Linked DNA regions of Homo sapiens: region 2 is linked to region 1. A link is a loop called in an ENCODE intact Hi-C map of the cell type or tissue named here. Cell type or tissue: heart left ventricle. All regions are shown on one strand. Each heading gives the region's core, and the rest is flanking DNA. Links, peaks and the distances in the headings are about the cores only.

Region 1 (5,366 bases), core at 192-5,191:
AAACAGAAAAAAGCCATGTTTTAAACGGAGCCCTGCAACGGATATGCACTTGATGCGGACGCTGCCCCACTTCGGGCTCCAGCGGAACTCCCAGAAACACCTGGGGTTCTAATTCCTACTTGTCCTTCGGGCAGAGGCGCCCACGCCCGAGAGGAGTTAAGGAGCGCGTCGAGGGGGCTTCGGCCTCCAACCCGACTTTGTTTGCGAGCTCCGTGCAGTTACCAGTTCCAAATAACAAGATGCCATGTTAATTACCACCCCCCCCAATGTACCTTTCTGCTGCACACGGTCAGCGGGGCGGGGGTTATGGGGGTGTTCTTTCAAACCTAAACAACTTCAGGTCTTTAGGGGGGAGGAACAGCAGCGGCAGTTCTGTGGCTGCGTCTCTGAAAGGATCCGCCGCGTCAATTAGAAAGGACCCGTTGGCCACTTAAAACATAATAATTACTTCTCTGAATGCTGATCAATTAAATAAGTGTTTTCCTTACGACTTTTCCCCCCAAGACTTTGGTTTCTTTTGAAAGAAAGCATTTTGCTACTTCTTGTGCTGATCTGTTTGCAACCAGTGTGAGGAATCTGAAGTCATTTTTCCTGTACTTAAAAGTTCTGGTCTCCTTAGAGGCTTCTGTTTCCGCAGCCAACGACAGGGTGCGGGGCGGGGGCCGGGAGGCGAGGGCCAGCAGGACCGGGGTCCAGTCACTTTCACGGGTCCTCGAGGCAGCCACAGAAGGAGGGGCTTGCGTGGAAAGATCTAGATCAGGTCAGGGTGACGGAGCTCACCCCACCTCCTGTCCCTTCCCGCTGCTCCCCACCTAACACTCGCGCCTGCCTTTTTTATGTTATCGAGGCAGAATTCAACCTCTGTAAAGGGGGCGATTCAGTGGCAGTGAGCCGTTCACCCAGCAGTGCGACCACCCCCTCTCTAGTTTCCAAACACCTCATCACCCCGAAAGGAGACCTGGGCCTCTCGCTGTCACCCCCACCCCAGTCCCCGAGATCTCCCATCTGCTTCTGTCTCTGGGGGCCTGTGCTGGATGAGTCGTCTAAATGCCGCCAAGCAGGTGTGACCCTCTGCATCAGCTTCCTATGCCGAGTGGTGCATGTCGGGGGCTGGTCCAGGCTGCGCGTGCCAGGGCCGCCCTCCTCCTTGGGGAGGGGTGGTGCCACAGGTGTGACCCTCTGCATCGGCTTCCTACGCCGAGTGCCGCATGTCCCAGGCTGGTCCAGGCCGCCTTCCTCCTTGGGGAGGGGAGGTACCGTCCACTACTCATCCGTTCCCTCATTCCCTCGCAGACGGACATTTGGGCTGTTTCTGCCTTCTGGCGATGGTGAATCTGCCACTGTGAACATTCGCCTGCCTGAGTCCTGATTTGGCTGCACTGGGTGGAGGGCTTTGCTTTTCTTCCTGTCCAGACTCCTCCTCGCCCTGCCCATCTCCCTTGGTGCCTCAGGCTACAATCTGGTATAGTTTCGGCTGCACACACACACTATCTTGGCACCCATCCTCTCTTAGGACGGACCCCAAAGGCCTATCCCAGACAGAAAAACTGGGCACTCTCTCATTGCTTAGTTCAGTGACCTGGGGCCCCATGAGTCCGATATCCATGACCTCAGCAGGCCTGTTCCTAGCCTGTGTCGAGATCATCAGGAACTTCCACCAGCCTCCCCAAGACCCAGCCAGCCCTACCCCAGTGCATGTCCAGGCTGTGGCCTAAGTGCAGGGATGCCCAGGCTGCGGCCCAAGTGCAGGGATGTCCAGGCTGCGGCCCAAGTGCAGGGATGTCCAGCCTGCGGCCCAAGTGCAGGGATGTCCAGGCTGCAGCCCAAGTGCAGGGAAGCAGCACTGAGCACATTTCACATTCACCCAAACTCTGAGTCCTCCCAGGCACTTAGGACTTCTGCCGTCCCTGATTTCCAAGGCTATAGAGGACATTTGGAATGTTCTGGTGCAAATATTTCACCATCAGCCAGCCCTGGGTCAGCCGCCACGCGTGACGGCTTCACCGGCTGTCCCCAGGCTTGCAAGGCACAGGCAGCTCCTTCCCTAGTTCCCTTAGGGCAGGACCACCCGGCGCATCCTCAGGTGGCTGTGGGAGCCAGGGTGGGTGAGCCAGGGTGTGTCGGGCTGTGCCATCCCATCAGAAATGTTGGCCCCAAAGGAGCCTGGTAGGATCCCATCCTCTGGAGCCTCTGACATCGAGTGATGGCAGCTGGGCTCAGGGCAGAGTGGAGGCAGCGTCTCCCGGGCAGGGGTGGCAGCCGGGCCTTCTGGGCCCCTGAGCACCCTCGGTGCCCATTGATGCCCGAGTCCCCGGCGCTCCCTGAGCTGTACACACTGGGTGGGGCACGTGCTGCAGAGGTTGACGCTGCGTTGTCTCCTTTAGGTGACGGTGACGTTGTAAATAATATGTATGAGCCCAACCGGGACCTGCTGGCCAGCCACAGCGCGGAGGACGAGGCCGAGGACAGTGCCATGTCGCCCATCCCCGTGGGGCCACCGTCCCCCTTCCCCACCAGCGAGGACTTCACCCCCAAGGAGGGCTCGCCGTACGAGGCCCCTGTCTACATTCCTGAAGACATTCCGATCCCAGCAGACTTCGAGCTCCGAGAGTCCTCCATCCCAGGGGCTGGCCTGGGGGTCTGGGCCAAGAGGAAGATGGAAGCCGGGGAGAGGCTGGGCCCCTGCGTGGTGGTGCCCCGGGCGGCGGCAAAGGAGACAGACTTCGGATGGGAGGTGAGCGATCGCGCCTGAGTATGATTGATCACGGCCATTTATCTTGTGTTCAATCTATTTATAAAGCCGGGCTGAGCAGCCACTGCCCGAGGCGGGAGGCGCGGCCAGAGAGAGCGTTCAAATGTCACATTTCCCAGCCTATTTTATCCTGCAGCTCGCCTGATGCGACTCAGAAAGCATCAGAGGTCCTCGTGGGTGCCTGTCAGCCCTGTAGGCCACGCCCACTCTCTCCCGGAAATGTGTCTTTCATGAGCTCATGTCTTAAAACATCCCGTGCTTCCCGCCGGATCCCAGGCGCGAACACTGCCATCGCGGCAGGGCAGGGAGATTAATAGGAAGTCCCAGAACAGGCAGCTGCACTCCAGGGCTTCATTCCAGGCCAGGGCAGTGTGGAGCCGCTCACAAATCACACCTGGTGGCCACGCTGCCCCGGCTGCCGTCTTCCCCGCCTGCCCCGGTCAGCCAGTGGCCTAAGAGCAGCCTCAGCTTCTCCAACTCCAGGGGCACAGGCCCCGACCTGCCAGGGAGGGATGGCTGGCTGTTTAAATTTTCCCACCACGACGTGACTGGCCTTGAGGGTCTGAAGCTGGCCTGGTGATCCTGCTGCAGGGGTCAGGAGAGAGGGCGTCCCTGGGACGGCTCTGAGAGGGAAGCACCCGGAGTGTCCTGCCCAGGTTGTGAGGGACGCTAGGCCCCGGTGTTGGGGTCCCTTGAGTGGTCCTAGGGGGACTAACAGCCCCACCCCCCCACAAAAAGTGCACTTCCTGGTGGGCCCTGGCCCTTCTGCCGGCCTCACGCAGCCAATTGTCGGTGGTATTTTTGGCAGGGCCCCTGCCTGGGTGGAAAATGGGAACACCAGTCGGATTCCCCCTGTGCCTCCCAGCCTCTGGAGTGCCCGGATGGAGGTGGGCTCCTCATGGGCAAATGGCCTGAGCAGGGAAGAGGATCCCCAGACGGGTGGGGGCAGGGTCCTGTGTCTTGCCCACCTGCTCTCCTGGTGGCTCGTGGCTCTGGAGAAGTCCCCAGCCAGGTCCATGCTCACTGTCAGGCCTGCCCCAACTCAGACAGGCCGTGGGGAGGTTCCTGTGGCCTCCAGCAGCCCTTGAGCACCTCCCCGGGCTGGCGGCATTAAGAGCCCTTTGTAAGAACACCGACGGCCTGGGGACCAGAGGCTGCCCCGCACGCTGCAGAGCTGAGTGCATCCTCCCTGGGCAAGGAGACCAGGGCACCTTGGCAGCTCCCAGCAGGCAGATGTGGTCCTTGGTAGCTCACAGAGTCCTGTGTGGCTCCTTGTCAAGGATATAGGGAGACTCAGGAGCTACTCCCTGAGTGTCAGCTTAAAGCCCCCCAGCCCTTTACAGAGCTGTGGGGGTCCCGGTGCCTGAAGAAACGTGCGGCAGAGTCTGCGGCCGTCAAGCAGGGTGGAAGCTGCAGCTCTACGGGCAGCCCCTGTGGAACGGGCGTACCCCCCCAACGAGAGGCAGAGGACAGTGTGTGTGGGCCCAAGGTCGGGTCACCTTCGGGAGAGACTGGCCAGGGCCAGGGGCCCCAGTGAAGCAGGACAGGGAGAGAGTTTGGAGTCGAAGACCTCAGTGGAGACACTGCCCAGCTTCATGGCCCTACAGGACCCTCATGGGACCAAGGAGAGCATTTTTCTAGCAATATTCATCTTTGGCTGTGCAGTGAAAGTAACTTTGGCAGAAGTGGCCTGTCCCTCCCTGCCTGGTGTGTGGGAGGGGAATTCAAGGGTGTTTGTCCGTCACACTTAGAAAGGTCTGGACTGTGTAATCAGGAGGTGGCTTGTGGATGTGAGAGGTCCAGGGGCCCTGCAGGTAGCACTTTGGATGACCTTCAGGTGACTTTGTTCTTGTCTACTCTGATACAAGTTTCTATTTGCTTTTTTTTTAAAGAAATGGCCCGTATCACCATGTCCGCGTGGTGCCAGGCCCAGCGCAGACTGCGCCACTGCCTGCCGGTGCCTGTTGACTTTGTGGTGTGTTTATCCCGGGTGTGTGTGTACGTGAGGGAACGCGCTCTCCTCACGGCGCACCTCCCGTTTCTGCGGAGGGCTTTGTTCCACGGTGGCCACCTGACAGATACCCCTCCTGCCGGCGCTTAGAAATATTTACTCTCCCCCCGACGCCCTCAAACGGTGCTCCCCGCGCACCCGGCAGGATCTCGCCTGACCTTGTTTTCCTTGCGAGTTCGGGCACCGACTCCCTGGCTTTGGGACCACCTTTGAGTTTTGTTGCTTCTATCAGATGGGACGGGGGGCAGCCATGTGCGTCGGTGCCTTCGGGAGCTGACATTGGAACTGGGCAGGAAGCCACCACCTCCTCTGAGAAGGAGAGAGAGGAGGAAGCAGGGGGCGGGAATTAAGTGGCAGCCACCTCTGCCTGAAATGAATGATGTCCGTCAATCAAGGAGGTTTCTCCCCACCTCCAGCCACCTCAGTTGGGGCCTTTGGGCAGGAAAACTGACATCTTACCCTTAAGCAGCCTTCCCAGAATTTTCCACCTGTCCCGAAAGAGCTGATTGCTATTTCCCCCTGGTTTTTGCCTTCCCTGAGGTGGCCCCGGAGGGAGAAGTGACTTGCGGGTGACTCCTTCTCTGAGGACTTCTTCCTCTTGCC
Region 2 (5,366 bases), core at 216-5,215, 72 kb after region 1:
AGATAAACTGGCCTGACCCAACCAGTCTGAGAAGGCTGCATGCTCCATGCCTCCAACTCCATGGCACTCCAGACAAAGCAACACTGTAGAAGGACCAAAATCATCAGGGGCTGCTGCGGGCTGGGGGTCGGAATGAGTGGGCAGGGCATGGGCTCAGGGCAGGGGCAGGGCTCTGTGTGGCACTCCCAAGGTGGGTCCACGCCCCATTCTACATTCATGCGTAACCATGACCCCTCAGGTCAGCTGTGGACTTCGTTAATAATAACGGGCTGATACTCGTTCATCTATTGTAACAAGAGTATCACACCAACGTAGGTGTTCATCACGGGGGAATTGCGGGGAGACAGGGAGAGAATGAGTCAAGGGGAACAATGTACTGTCCACCTGTTTTCCTATGCACCTGTCATTGCTCTAAAAAATAAAGTCTTCGGTCGGGCGTGGTGGCTCATGCCTGTAATCCCAGCACTTTGGGAGGCCGAGGCAGGCGGATCATGAGGTCAGGAGATCAAGACCATCCTGGCTAACACGGTGAAACCCCATCTCTACTAAAAATACAAAAATTAGCCGGGCATGGTGGCGGGCGCCTGTAGTCCCAGCTACTAGGGAGGCTGAGGCAGGAGAATGGCGTGAACCCAGGAGGCAGAGCTTGCAGTGAGCCGAGATGGCACCACTGCACTCCAGCCTGGGCGACAGAGTGCGACTCCATCTCAAAATAAATAAATAAATAAATAAAGTCTTCATTAAAAAAGAGTTTTCTGGAAGTGGCACATCGTATGCAAACACATGCACATGCATAAGGACACACGTGTCTGAAAAGGCTGATTGGAAATAGTTTTGAATGATAATATGCCTTATTGCTGAGATAATGGATGGTTTTTTTAAATGAACACCGATGGGGGTGTTTTACTTGTTAATACGTTAAGTGACGCACGTAGGGCTGTGCTGGCCTGCAGCAAACACTCAGTAAGTGGCGAAGGTAGTCAATGAACACTGGTAGTACCTGGCAGGCCGCGGAGGGCTCTTCGAGTTGGTTGGATTCTAAAATCCTTGTGGTCCAGGGTTGTGGATCATTCCTTCATGTGTGTGGGTGCCACTGGCACAGCTGACCCCAGTTTCTGGCTCTCTGCCTTCCAGGAACGAGGTAGGATGAGACTCTCTGCCCACCTGGGGTTGGGTGGAGCATCAGGCCGGTGAGTATGAGGGAGGGCACTGCTGCTCTAGGCCGGGCACCAGCTGCTGGTGTGGTCCCTCCAGAGTTCTCTGCTCTCCAACACTGCAACCAGAGAGTCCCAGAGAGCTCCTCAAGTTTTTACCACAAGCAGAGCTGCCCTGCCAAGTCACACTGGGCTTAGGAAAAAAATAAAAGTCACATGTTTATTTAGGAAAAATAAGACTTTGTTACTTGGTTAAGACAATGAGTTTTAGAAGCTGTTTGTTACATTGGCATAAACCTTGCTCACCCTGACTGATCTGCTTAGTGAGTTCCTTGTGTCTGATTCAATTCTACTTTTCAAAACATCCCTCATTTATTCATTCACTCACTCATTCATTCAACAAATACGCCTGCCTTGGGGTCTTGCAGGCTGGCGTTTGAAGACACTTCTCCATTTAATAGTGCTGCCAGGATACAACCAACCACACATCGGAGCCCGCACAGTCGGAGGGCTGATTCACTGTGATGCCATTTTATATAAGAAACTTGAGCATCCTTGGATTTGGGTACCTACAGTGGGAGGAGGTGAGTGAGAACCAGTGTCCCCACCACAGGGACAGCTGTGTCTAGGAAGCACCTACTGTGGGTGGGGAGCTGTCCTGGGTGCTGGAGACATGAGGTTGGATTCCACCAACCTCACCAGACTCCTCCTGGAGTCTGAATTCTTCTGGGACCTCAGTTCCCTGCAACAAGGACCTCTTAGGCCTTTGCTTTTGGTGCCCCAGTTCCCTGGGGACCTCCAGCTGTGAGGATCCAAATCAGATCATCACAGACCTTGGAGGGGTGGGGAAGGCAAGTATCTACCGTCCTGCTGCACTGAGATGCCCGTGTCCTCCTGCGGTGGGCTTGGCTGCATCCCTGTACTTTGCAGATTCTGAGGAGTCCCTTCTCAGGGCTATTCCTCTTCTCATCTGTTATCTATGGGGGGGATATTGTGAGGATAACAAATTGAGTTTGGCCAGAAAGAGTGGGATTCTTAATGTAACAGATTCCGTGTGAGTGTACCGTTTTCTTATTGAGTAATATTTCCCTCTTTGAATAATACTCTCTTTCAGCGTTGGCCTCTTCTTATGCTAACGGGATTCATTACTCCACCTGACACCCACTTCCATCAGCCAGGGCTGCATTGGGAAACTGTTTCTTCTTGCCCAGTTAACAAGATGTTTCTCCAGTATAGTGTTGATAAATTAAGTAATAAAAAGCAAGACGTATTATTTTATGTTGGAACCTCGCCTCTGTTATTTCTGAGCAACGGCCAAGACTCAGATTATTAGCCACAGAAATGTTTGCATTGCCTGGGATGGAAAATTATCACATAAAAAGAGTCTGGTCTGGTGTTCATCACAGATCAGCTGAGAGGAAGCGGAGATATTTGGAGAAAAAAGCATCCACTGTAGCCGGCTCACGCACACCGGGTTAGAGGGGAAGGGGTGAGCGCGCGGCGGCTTCTGCCGGGGAACAGGCTCCCTGCTCGAGCCAGGCCAGGGCTTTCTTCTTGCCTCCCAAACCTGAGGCTCTGGGTTACCAAGGCCCCAAAAGGGCAGATAATTATCGGAAGAGAATCTGAAGCCTGGGCACCCCAGAGAGCTGCAAAAATAAAATGAGGAGGAGGACTTTTGAATAGATTTCCTCCCTTTGTATTTCTGTTTTGGACGAGAAATGCAGAGGCGGGAGCAAAAGGGAACTGGCAAGGTGGAGAAAGCAGCAAATTAGGCCAGAAGGAAGGCCTGGATTGGCGGGCACCCTGGGTCGGTGGGGAGCTGCAGGGATGAGCAGTACCTCCGTCCCGGCCCTTCTGCCCACACACAGCCCTTCAGTAGTTCACACCGGCCCAAGGGGAGGCTCGAGTCACCCTCAGCTTACCCACGAGGAGGGTCCAGGCAGGCGCCGGAAGCAGAAGATCCCAGGGATTCCCTCCAGGGGCTGCAGCTGGGGCTGGGGAGACATCGCCTGGGCCTCGTTCACCATGATGACTGTGCCTGGGCGTGGCAGCACCCTCCGTGTGCAAAGTCAGGCCATATTGGGCTCAGGCCTGGGTGGTAGAGGCCACCCCTTGCAGCTCGCCAAGGGATGATCTTAGGGCACAACTGGTGAGTTCTGGGGGCCACACAGCAGCCCTGTGAGGCAGCTGCCTTTCTTCCCCTCCACATAATCATGAGAAAACTGCATTCAAGCAGGTAAACTCACCACCCAAGGCCACATAGGCAGTAAGCGGCAAATCAGGCCCCCCCAAGAAAGCCCTGAAACCCAGACCAACTAGTGAACAGGAGGCTGGGGCAAGAGGGGACCCAGTGAAGTGTTTTGCAGCGTAGCCTGCAGCCCCGCATGCTCTGGGCTGTCCAGGTTTCTGAGGTTGGAAAGAGTGTGGTCCCCACAACCAGCCCCAAGCAAGGGACTTCTGCGTGAGCCACCTCCGTGGGCCTGGGATGCGCCTCTCCACTGGGCCTGGGATATGCCTCCCCTCTCCATGGTCAGGTCTGGTCCCAGCTGTCCCTCCCTCGTTAGTGCAGCAGGTGCCGTCTGTGTGTCCCTCATCCAGGCTTCCTTACAGGGCACCCAGGATCTTCCATTACTAAGCTGTGGCCCTCAAACTCTCCCCATAGTATCCTCCAAGCCCCCTGCACTTCTTTGGGCCCCTGGTTTTCCAGCATCACACACCCTTCCCACCTCCCCATACAACTCCAGGGAAGACTTGCATCTCCCCTGCGGTGTACCCCTCAGAGACCACCTTCTGAAACCCCACTCTCAAAAAGAAACTCTTTGCTTTTCAAACAGCTTTAGTTGTGTGAACCCAAGCAACTACCCACACCCTGGCCTAGCAGGGAGCACTCCTGATTGTCTGGATTCCTGTGGTTCTGGGGGGCCAGGCCCCAAGGACAGCTCCACAGGCCTTTGGGGTTTTACTCAGCTCTAACCCCACAGGCTGCCTCTCTGCTAAGCCTCTTCTGAGCTGCTTCCGAGCCCCCATGAGGGTCTGTCCACAAGCACTTTCTGTGGGCCTGGGAGACTTGGTGGTGAAAAGAAATTCCTGGAAGGCAAAGGGCTCTGTAAGAAAACTCCTTTATCCTACTGACACCTTAATTTCTTCGTCTGTAAAGTGGAAATAATAACTTTTGCCTCAGAGTTATGGTGGTGACTATACAAGTTGTGGTGTGTAAAGCAAACTTAAAATAGCACCTGGCACATGCTTGAGACTCAGAGTGAGATCAAGATTTGTGTGATGATGCTGGTGATGAGGTTGATAATGAAGATGAAGATGATGGTGACCATGGTGGTAGTGATTATGTTAATGATGAAGGAAATGATGATCATAGCTTTGATTATGATGGTGTTGATGATGGTGATGGTGGTGGGGTGATGACGGTGATGGTGATGGTGGTGATGATGAGGAAGATGATGATTTAGGTGATGAGGGAGATGATGATGATGGCAATGATAGTGATGATGATACCATTGATGATGACGATGATGATGATGAGCCTCAAGGTCCCATCTAGACACAGTCATTACATGGGAGAACCAAAGAGCCCAGGAAAGGGCAGACATCAAGGGACCAGAAGACCCCAGAAGCTTCAGTTCTGGCTCCATCATCAACCAGCGTGACCTGGGACAAGTCACTTAACCTCTCAGGGCCTTGTTTTCTGCCTTGGCAACAGAGGGTAGACACTCTGTTCCCCACTCAAGTTCCTGGGCTAGGGAGGACCCCGGGAGATAAGGCATGGAACAGTGCTCAGGAGAGTCCTTCACAAACATGAGGCATTAACAAGAAAAAAAAAAAAAAACAGGAAGAGGCAGAAAGAAAACTCTTGAATGTCCCTCACGCCCTGGTCCTCTTAGGTGACCTCTCACACAGAGAAGCGGGCCTTGGGGAGTGAATAAGAAATACAGGACTTCCTGCGAGATAGCAAGTGAATTGTGAGCCGCGAATTACTTTTTTCCTTTGAAAAATGAGGTAGTCGGGTCAAAATATTTTTGCATTTCAAACACTTGAGTTCCTTTGTCCTTGGGGCGAGATGACTTGGTTTCCATGCAGCCTCACAATGCATGGAAACATCTTTTAGCTGCCAGACGGGGCTTCTGATAAGCCGCCAATTCATAGTGTGGGTTTGGAGAGCTGGAGACGGGGTGAGAAAGCTGAGGCCTTTGCAAAGTC

The links. Peaks named below come from ENCODE experiments on the same cell type or tissue, not always from the same donor. Only the 100,000 strongest peaks of a DNase experiment are listed, where the experiment ranks them.
Region 2: a loop joins it to region 1, with 5 times the contacts of the local background. A loop is called at or near these places in 3 of 110 quality-filtered maps.

Annotation. Positions count from the first base shown.
Region 1 is chr1:3,183,741-3,189,106 of GRCh38, forward strand. It overlaps PRDM16 (PR/SET domain 16), which reads left to right. Exons shown (of 17, transcript NM_022114.4): 2 at 2,385-2,734. LOC107984909 (a long non-coding RNA gene) reads left to right here and starts at 3,818. Exons shown (of 2, transcript XR_001737869.2): 1 at 3,818-5,366. RefSeq lists an enhancer at 5,113-5,366. In heart left ventricle, for the core only: no CTCF peak of the experiment used is centred there; a DNase peak (open chromatin) is centred at 2,983; H3K27ac peaks cover 2,788 bases.
Region 2 is chr1:3,256,148-3,261,513 of GRCh38, forward strand. All of the region lies in intron 3 of PRDM16 (PR/SET domain 16), which reads left to right. Among named protein-coding and RNA genes, the nearest start is that of MIR4251, 130 kb to the left of the region's middle. In heart left ventricle, for the core only: no CTCF peak of the experiment used is centred there; no DNase peak of the experiment used is centred there; H3K27ac peaks cover 796 bases.